Linked DNA regions of Mus musculus: region 2 is linked to region 1. The links are chromatin loops, found by intact Hi-C in ENCODE. Cell type or tissue: gastrocnemius. All regions are shown on one strand. Region 1 overlaps Hlcs (holocarboxylase synthetase (biotin- [propriony-Coenzyme A-carboxylase (ATP-hydrolysing)] ligase)). Region 2 overlaps Gm31012 (a long non-coding RNA gene).

What was found. Peaks named below come from ENCODE experiments on the same cell type or tissue, not always from the same donor. Only the 100,000 strongest peaks of a DNase experiment are listed, where the experiment ranks them.
Region 2: it touches region 1 in a loop (2.3-fold over the local background); 26 of 42 quality-filtered maps call a loop at or near these places.

Annotation. Positions count from the first base shown.
Region 1 is chr16:94,257,059-94,262,058 of GRCm38, reverse strand. All of the region lies in intron 5 of Hlcs (holocarboxylase synthetase (biotin- [propriony-Coenzyme A-carboxylase (ATP-hydrolysing)] ligase)), which reads left to right. Among named protein-coding and RNA genes, the nearest start is that of Hlcs, 31 kb to the left of the region's middle. In gastrocnemius, a CTCF peak has its summit at 3,124; DNase peaks (open chromatin) are centred at 611 and 3,120.
Region 2 is chr16:93,939,685-93,944,684 of GRCm38, reverse strand. The region is part of intron 1 of Gm31012 (a long non-coding RNA gene); the gene reads right to left. It also overlaps a transcript of Cldn14 not described here. Among named protein-coding and RNA genes, the nearest start is that of Cldn14, 13 kb to the right of the region's middle. In gastrocnemius, no CTCF peak of the experiment used is centred here; a DNase peak (open chromatin) is centred at 2,303.

The sequences.
Region 1 (5,000 bases):
CTGACATGTGTGTGCCTTGGTGCATGCTTACCCTGACTTTTATGAACACACACAGACGTGTATATGTACATAACACATCACACACATACAACACAGCACACACACACACACACACACACATCACACACATGCTAAAAAAAAAAAAATCCTGCCTCTCCTGAACATGCACGGACTATTTTTCTTGTCGTTACCTGAGCAATACCCAGTACAGCGTAGCAAGTATTCACACAGCGTTTGCAACATAGGACGTGTTTCTAGCCTCCTAGAGATTGCTTAAAGTCTATAGGAGGACATGCAGAGACCATGTGCCAATGCTGCGCTGTTCTGTATAAGACTTGAGATTCTGGCTTTTGGCGTCGGTGGGAAGGGGCGCAGGAACCAGTTCCCTGAGCATGACTGATGTGGATTCTGCCATCAGTTGGGATCGAAACCAGTTGTTTTGATCTGGGTTTTCCTCAGTAGGCGGGAAATCACTACTTCTGTGTGCTGATGTCTAGAAGGCTTTAGGTGTTATGTTTGCCACTCGTGTCTAAAAGGAAAACGGAAGTGTTGGCAGTGTTTCCGGAGTCCACCTCCCACCTGTATTCATCGCTGGTCTGTGAGGGATACCTGGTTTTGGGCAGCCTGCCAGATTCTCCAGGTGTGTGTTCCTACTAATCCCGTCGTGGTGACATGCTGTCAATTTCTTATTCATAGTGACAAATGATTTTGCAGAGCTCTTTCAGTTCTCAGCCAGCAGCAGGCCAGTCTGTGGGGTTAGTGATGTTAACATACAGCAAAAGCTCGGTGGCCAGGGGATGCCACACACCGAACCCACCTGCTTCGCTTGAAAAGAGCAAAATCCACCCTTCATGCCTGCACTGTGGAAAGGGGAGACGCTGCCTTCTGGGTTGGTTGCTGCCCCTGGGCGAGCTTGGTTTGTGTGGATCAGAGCTTGGCATTGTGTGGGTGCACCGTACTGACGGAGAGAGAGACAGATGACGATCCGAGAGGATTGTGTGAGGACCAAAGGAGGCAGCATGGGAGACTTGTGTAAGCACTGCAGTTTAAACGATAATGCAGCGAGTTAATGCAGCGATGGTTGGATTGTTAAGAGGTGTATTGGGTTAAGAAAACATGATGTGCTTAATAAGTTCCCGGAATCTAGGCTAAGAAATGGAAGGAAATGCTTCCAATTGAAAAATTAATATCAACACAGGATGCTCTTTTGTCCTTTAAAAACCATTCTTTTATTACATTTCATTATCTAATTTCTAAACATTTTTTTTTTTTTGAGGCAAGTTTTCACTGGCCCACACCGGCCTGGAACACACTCTGTAGCAGGGGCCACCTTTAAGCCTGCAGGGATCTTCCTGCCTCAGCAGATGTGAGCCACCAAGCCCGGCTCCGCAGTTCGCACCATTTCTAATGCATTAATCATATGGCTTTTGTTTGTGTCTTCATCATAGGAATTCCAACTCCAAGTTACTCATTGCTGTTTCATGTTCAGTTCATATGGCAAAACTTATGACTGTGATTTATGGCATAAAATTACCAAGTAGAGCCAGCAGTCCTCAGAGCTTTAGGTTCTTGTCCGTGTGGGCCAAGGCCACCTGTCTTCAGTGGAATATGACCGTCAGCCTCCTAGGCCCTCTCCTTCCTTCCTCTCCTGAGCATTGAGGATTGAACTGGAGATGGGGTTAAGTGTGTGATCCCTGCAAGCTTGCAGCCTGAGTGGTCAGAGGGCAACGCTGGCTGGCTTGCCCCTGGTCTGCTTGCCCTTTTCCCAGGCCTGACTGTAGGCCTTTTGACCACAGCAGAGAAATGAAGAGGAAAGATAGCCTTGGGTTTTCTTTTCCTGGGAAGGTTCTACTCTTTAGGTAGAACATGTACAGCTAAAATACCTAAGCTGCAGTTTTTTGCCTGAAGAGCAATGGGTATTTAGTCTCTCAGCTCTTGCACTGAGGAGGACACACTGTGGACAAGCTCTGGATGTCTTCGCAATGGGGCCTTACTTGGTGCCCTCAACATCTGCATAAAAAGCTGGATAGGTACAGCAGCCTGCCTGCAGTTGCAGCCTGTGGGGAGTGGAGGTGGGCCTCTCTGCAAGCTGACGAGCCAGATTGTCTAGCTCTGGGCTCAGCAAGAGACCCCGCCTCGGTACATACAGCGGTGAACAAATGAGAGGACGTGTGGCTTCTACACGTGACCACACACATGTTCTACACGTGTCCACACACATGTACACTCACTTGCACACATGTGTGTGCAGACACGCAGATAGAGTGAATTCGACTCTTTAAAATGTCCAGTGGCAGCCAGTGGCAGTGGGGGTGGCATTTGCTGGCTGGAGGAATGCTAGCTTACCCACTTACGATCCACGGGATGAAGTTCTTGTCAAAGGGGAAAGCCAATGTTTGCTCTGTCTAGCATACACATGTAGTCTTGGCAAGAATAGTTTTGAGATTCTTTCCGGGTCCCGGTCTCCCTCATGGACTTGAGGTCAGCTCTGAGGATGGTCATTCCTCCTGGCTGCTTCATTCTTACTGACTTCTGTTTCACGTTGAGAATTCAGGGCACTGAGCACACATGTGACCGTGGTGTGTCTTTGTTGATGTTATTTCTCAACGCTCTGATCAGAGGTCAGGGTTTTTTCCTTTTCTAGTACTGATCAAGTGTTGTGTTTTCTTGGAGCAAAAGTTCTCCAAACTATTTGAAAATAGAAACAGTAAGAGGTGGGTTTTTTTGGGCGGAGGGCGGGGGGCAGACAGAAGATTCGCCCTGCCCTTGTCCCGATGCTGAGGCTGCCACTTCAAGTTCCTGTGCAGCTCAGTTTATAAACCCAAGAGGCAATTTGATTTTCCTTCCTGCATCTGTGCACAGTAGGTCTCACTGACCTCTCTTCCTGCATCTGTGCACAGTAGGTCTCACTGACCTCTCTTCATACATCTGTGCACAGTAGGTCTCACTGACCTCTCTTCCTGCATCTGTGCACAGTAGGTCTCATTGACCTCTCTTGGATGAAAGGTACAGGAGGAGGATCCTGGCCTTTCCCATCCATTGGACCTGCCGCATGCCTTAGGAGTTTGTGCAGACTTCCTGCTTCCTGTAAAGCTCTCTGCTCATGGAAACCCACGCTCTCACCACATGATGTCGCTGCTGAGCTAGGCAACTTGAGTTACAAACCCCCTCTAACTGTAACTGTTCAGAAATTTAATTTATTCTCCATATATCAGTGTCACATAGTGTAATTTGGACATTTTCTACTATATTGGTGGCACTTTCTTTTGGGTCTGTAGAAGTCATTTCAATGCCACAGTTCATAAAATCCATCCATTCATTCAACATTTATTCAATATTAAGTCCCGTTCTAGTACAAGACGTGAAAGAACAAAATAAATAGAGAAATTATCTAAATACCTCCACTGAGGAGCAGCTGTGTTTACTCAGCGTTGAGCCCTGACGCTGCTCTTGACGGCAAGAAGCTCGCAAGATTTATGACATCCCCTCCACCCCATGTTTCTGTGTCACCCACCGTGATACAAAGAGAAACTGGGGACCCTTGGTGTCCGCTATTTGCTGAGAATTCCCTTCCTACCTGAACACCAAGACCTGCATTGGACCACCTTAGTAAAGCCCCACCATGGTGACTGGTGAGACCACTGGGAAGGCAGGGCAAAGCAGGGCTCTGCTGAGGGGCGGCTCCCTTGCCACGCTGCCTTCCTTCCGACATGGGTCTTTACATCTGATCCATCCTCCCAGGGACAGGTGGAAGGTCAGGCCTGCAGCTGAGGCCAGTATATTGAAAACCAACAACACCGCATGCTGTGTACCTGGGTCCACTAAAAGAAGACTGGAAGAGCCACGGTGTGTAGACATATGCACATGTATACGCACACACAATACACATACGTATACACACATGCACACACAAGCACATGCACACACATGTACACACAAAAACATATACACGTGTATACACATACGTATACACACATGCACACACAAGCACATGCACACACATGTACACACAAAAACATACACGTGTATACACATACACATATGCACGTGTACATGTATACACATACACATACATATACATATACATACATGCACAAACAAACATATACATACACAAACACATATACACACACAAACACACTTATATACAAACATACACACATGTACAAATGCATATATATGTGTGTGTGTATATATATATACATATACATATACATATACATATACATATATATATATATATATACATACATACATACATACACATTCTGGTGGTAAGCTTAATGTAATTTAATAACACTTCAAAGTTTTCTTTATATTTTTCAAAATTGTCTATGATAGATGTATGTTACTTTCATATTGAGCCAAGCTAGTTATTAATAAGTAAAAAAACAAGCTAGTGTGTCATCAACTTTGGAAGCCTCTCACATGTACTTAAAACCTGATTGTTTGGACTCTGACACTTGGTTGAAATTTGACATCTGACTTAATTATTGGGAGCAGTCATCCTCAATCTGGGTAGCAAATATCCTCCATATCAGATATTTATATTTTGATTCATGACAGTAGCAAAACTTCAGTTATAAAGCGGCATTGAGATAATTTTATGGTTGGGGGTCACCAGAGCATGAGGAACTATACTAAAGGGTCGCAGCATTGGGAGGGTTGGGAACCGCTGGTTTAGGGGGTGTAGCGTTGCCAGTGGGCTGTTTGACTCCTGTGAGTGGCATGTCACAGTCATGGCTGCCCGGCTTACTAGTGAGCTCCAGGGTTGGTGTGTGGGTGCCTCACTGGTGCTCACCCGTGTGAGCAGAAGGCGTTGCTGGACTAGTCACGACTGGAGCCCTGTTCCTGCTGGGGTGACCCAGAACCCTCCGCACTACTTCTCCATGAATAAACCCATACAGGGGCCAGCGAAGGTCAGGCTGACGGGCCGAACGCTTGATGTAAGATACATTATGGGCTAGCATTACATGGTGGCCTTCCTGTCAGCCCTCCAT
Region 2 (5,000 bases), 320 kb after region 1:
TGGTGTTCACAGACTGTTGCGTTGGGACACAGCCATATGCCAGGCACACTCTTCGTAATCCTTGCCAGGTTTCTCTGAGCAGTCAAACTATAGCAAGTAGATGTCAAGTAGATGTCAAGTAGATTACAACTGAACCTATCCTAGACCTTTGGGTTGGGAGAGATTACTTCAATATGAGGCTATCAGCCCAGACACACCATCCCATTTTAAGATGAGGGCGAGCTTTGAGGGCAATCTCTTTCCACACATATGTTGCCATTCCATCCTGCTGATAACACCGAGGATGGTCACCTCAGGTCTCCGTGTGGCTCCTACTTCTGAATCTACCCAGCTTCCTGAAGTAATGATAATAATAATAAATTACCATATGTAAGAGCAAAGGAGAGAGACACATGGGTTCCAGATGCACCCAGCAAGTCAGGGCGGATGCTCCCAGATGAGAGGAAACAGGCACAAGGAGAGGAGACCAAGATATGGAAAAGAAGCTAAAATTAGTTAGTAGCCTGCACGGGGGAGTTTTAAATCAATCATTCTAATTAATATTGATTATGGAAATAATGTTCTGGACTACTAAGAGATCTAGAACTGAATGGGGGGGACCAGGGCACCCACATATGCAATCTGCACAATAATACATGGCAGTAAGGAACTGAGATTTGGTGACACATGGCAGTAAGGGACTGAGATTTGGTGACACATGGCAGTAAGGGATTGAGATTTGGTGAATGTTTAGTAGGGACTTGGGTGGAGCCCTCTGCAAGATGGCAAATGTAGAGCTTCCAAATAGAACTGGGTATCACACACTGACGGGGTGCCCTGGCCACGCCTGCTCACATACAAAAGCAAAACCATAAACAATTGATGTTGGAGGTCCAGCCTGGATGCCTTTACCAAGCCTTGGTGTCTCCACCCACTGGGCTTGGAGGGTCCTCTCCAAGTGTCTCCCTGTGTCTCTACCATCTTCCCTACCTCTGCACAAGTTTGATCTCTTTTCTCTTCTCATCTGTACCCCATCACCCCAGTCTAATGTATCCAGAAAATACTGCTGCAAACAGATAAGAAAGAATCCCATGAAAACCTGGTTATTTCCCATCTGAGGGCACTGTGAGTCGCCTGGGTGATGGAGACTATATATGAGTCTTTAGAAAATGCTATCATTTTCTTCCAGCGGTCCTGAGTTCAATTCCCAGCAACCACATGGTGACTTACAACCATCTGTAATAGGATTGATGCCCTCTTATGGTGTGTCTGAAGACAGCTACAGCGGCAGTGTACTCACATACATTAAACCTTTAAAAGAAAGAGAGAGAGAGAGAGAGAGAGAGAGAGAGAGAGAGAGAATGAGAGAGAATATGCTGTCTTCCAGAACTTGTGGGGCCAGAAGAGGGAGCCAGAGGTACAAATGGTGGAGTCTGAAGTATATGACCTGAGTTTGTGGGGGTTTTTTGTTTTTTGTTTTTGAGGGTTTTTTGGTGGGTTTTTTGTTTTTGTTTTTGTTTTGTTTTGTTTGACAGGGTTTCTCTGTGTAGCCCTGGCTGTCCTGGAACTCATTTTGTAGACCAGGCTAGCCTCGAACTCAGAGATCTGCCTGCCTCTGCCTCCCGAGTCCTGGGATTAAAGGCGTGCGCCACCACGCCCAGTTTATGAGCTGAGTTTGTTTTGCTACTGTTTGCACGTGTGTATCAGGATGGCCTGCTAAGGACCAGGTTGTGAACACTTCCTAAAGAGCTAGCACACGTTTTACACCTGGCTCTTCGGACCAGTTCAAGGACTGGTCTGGCAACACAACCTCCGAGGAAGATTGAACACAGAGTTAAAGGTGTTAAGTGTCATAAAGGCTAAAATACACATGTGCACCAACCTCTCACAAATAAACTGGAAATTTTAAAAATAAAAGGAATGCTCTTAAGCAGGTAGGGCCAACCTGCTCAGCGTTACCAAGAAAGCCATGTCCCTACCCTGCCTTGTAACTAGTGGCCCCGGGACCTTTGGTGGGTGTTTCAGCAAGTACTTCCCCCATGTTGGATCACGAGGCCGTGTGCCTTGGGATTCAGCTGCTTGGAGTTTTGTTCCGGGGAGAGTTTCTTCACAGAATGCAGCAACTGACACTGGGTGATGGGTGAACTCCGGGCGCAATGGCTTCTGTCCTCTCCAAGCCTGTCTGTCAAAGAGAAGCAACCCAGGTGGGGGCCTTAAGCCCTGCCCTCCTAACTGGAGGCAACTGTTCCTGAGAGCTTAAGGTCTGGTCCGTTTCAGTTTCTCATGTCTCACCTCTCTAGGGGCTGCATGGCCCAGCGATCTGGACAAAGGCCAAGAAGCCAAAGACTGTTGAAGCCGCAGTCTCCACTCTTCTACTGACGCCAGCGACCACCCAGCCCAGCCAGGCCATATGGCCTCCTGCTTGCCTGATGTATGAGGTGGGTAGCAAGCTTTTCACCCAGAAGAGGACTCCGAGGGATTAATTACTTAAAATCCATAAACATGTATCATTATAATTCTTATTTCAGTTTCTACTCAAAGCTAAAGTGGCCAAAAGGAAAGAAAATGGAGAGCCAAGCTCCCTCTGAAGGCCTCTGAAGGCCTCTGAAGGCCTCTGCCTCTCTGGTATTTCCAGTCTGGTGGGGGACTCTCCCCAGAGTCCTGTGTTTGTTTGACAAAGGGCACATTTGAGGATGAGGAAGCAGAGAGCCCAGCTGAACCCCGGATGAAATTAGATTCTAGGTGTTTCCATGCCTTGCCCCAGCAGGCATGGACATCTCCAGTGAGGCCCAGGGGATGTGTTCAGGCAGCAGGGGTGACACATGTACTTTGGGGGGGGGGACAGGTGTTTTAGGGGACCGGGAAGCTGAGTTAGGATTTGTAAGGTGTCCATCTAAAGGCATTCATTCCCCTGTGGACATTTTCAGAGAGCAACAATTTTCTGTGTGAGGACAAATTAAACAGAGACCTTCCTTCCCTCCACTCCCTCATGAGGGCCCCTCATGAGGGCCCTCAGCAGATGCTTATCTTTGACTCCTCTCTACTCTGAGGCCAAAAACTACTCCCCTCCCCCACCCCTGAGGCTCACTCCAGCATCCCTGTGGTCAGCATGATCCATATGTCTATCCTATCCTTCACCCAATTCTACACAAAATAGACAAACGATCTCCTTCACTTTAAAGTCCCAAGGTACATTCCATCAGCAAGGCTTTCTCTGGGGGGGGGGGGCCCTCCCAAGGTGGCTGACATCCAGAAGTGCCCAACCTGTACAGGTGGGAACAGTAGGAACCCCTCCTATTTAGTCACTGAGAGTCAGGACACAAACAGTGAACACAGCAGCCGTGCCTAGGGCCAGGTTGAGGCAGGACACTACTGTGACATTGTATAAGCCCGAGGTTTTTAAATATTTGTTCAATATTTACTTAGATGAAAGGCCCTGTTCTCTAAATAAACAAATGGAGGGCTTAGCAGGAGGAAAGGCCCCAGGGCAGGTAGCTTCGCCCTCCCCCTGGTCTCCAGAGAACACTTCTCTGGCAAGAATCTGTCCCACCTCTCAGCCAAACAAAAACCTGCACAACTAATGTCGCCCACCTGCAGACAAGGCTTGCTCTGCAGCAGACCCAACAGAGGTCTAACCCTGACTCCAGGTGCTTTCGAATGCCACACTCCTTCCTGGCCCCTCCCCATCCCAAAGAGGTCACTACAGGACTAGACTATCCCATCGCCTCTTGCAGCTGGTTTAGACCCCTCAGCTGGCCCAGTCTGCCTAAAAGATGTGGCTGGGAGTGTACTGGGAGGCCCGTATGCCCGGCTGTTCTTGTAGGGGAAGGCGGTGTGGCTGCTCTGCTCCCACCAGATCTCTCGGGAGCCCCACAACACATTTGACAGGACATGACCTAGAAAGTGCATGAACGTTAGGAGGGATCAGTGGCTCCATCCTGTCTTCCTCCCTTGACACTGCCTTAGAGCTTCCCAGTCACCCCTCCAGCCTTCACAACGCTACTCTTGATATGAAAACCACCCCCTTCCTTAGCCACCCCGTAGCTTGCTGAACCTTGCCTTTGGCTTCTTCTATCATTTCCACAAAGGAAATTTGAACGTCATAGACGCTGGCTTTTGACATGTAGTAATATACTCTGCCTCTTTGGGCAAGAACTAGCACTGGACCACCTTTAACTCACAGCTGTAACTCAAAGCTGACCCTTAGAATCAGAAAGAAAGTTTAGAGTGGAGTATGGAAATGTATTCACAGAAACTTTTGGACTCTTGGAGGATCCGGGCTGAGAGTTCCAAAGTGGGCAAGAAAAGCTGCTTCCAGCTCTCACTGCCTGAGAACACTTAGTGTGAGGTGTGTATGTATGTATATGTGTGTGTGTGTCTATGTGTGTGTATGTGTTTATTCATATGTGTATGTATAAATTATATATAACGTTTAAGAAAACCATTCCTGAAACCAGTGGCATCATAATGAGCCACCACTGCGCAGGCTGGAGTTCATTAGGAGCCAGGTACATCTGTTTACAGTTAGGAGTCCTGTGGCTGCTAACACGCTCCCTCTCATGACACAGGGCCAGGTCAACAACAGACTCTTTTCCTCCTGTTTTGTTTCTATGTTGAAATTAAACACTCAGGCAGTTGCCCTGGGCTTTCTCCATGGAAGTTTTGGGCCCCTAACACACACCTATTTCCCTAACGTTGGAAGGCAGAGACCAATAGACCCATGAAGCCCACTGACCAGCTAGCTTAGCAGAATAGATGGGCTTCCAGTTCAGTGAGAGACCCTGCCTCAGAAACTAAGAAAGACTCCTGACATCGACCTCTGGTGGAGACACCCATATGAACACACCCATATGAACACATACATACACCAACATCCGTATGTACACACACATATCTATGCCACACACACACAAAGAAGGGAAATATTTTGTTGTGATATTGTTATCGGTATCAGTGATTATAACTTAGCATGTTGGAAGTTATTTTTCTTTGAAGAGCTGAACAAAATACGTATTTACTCC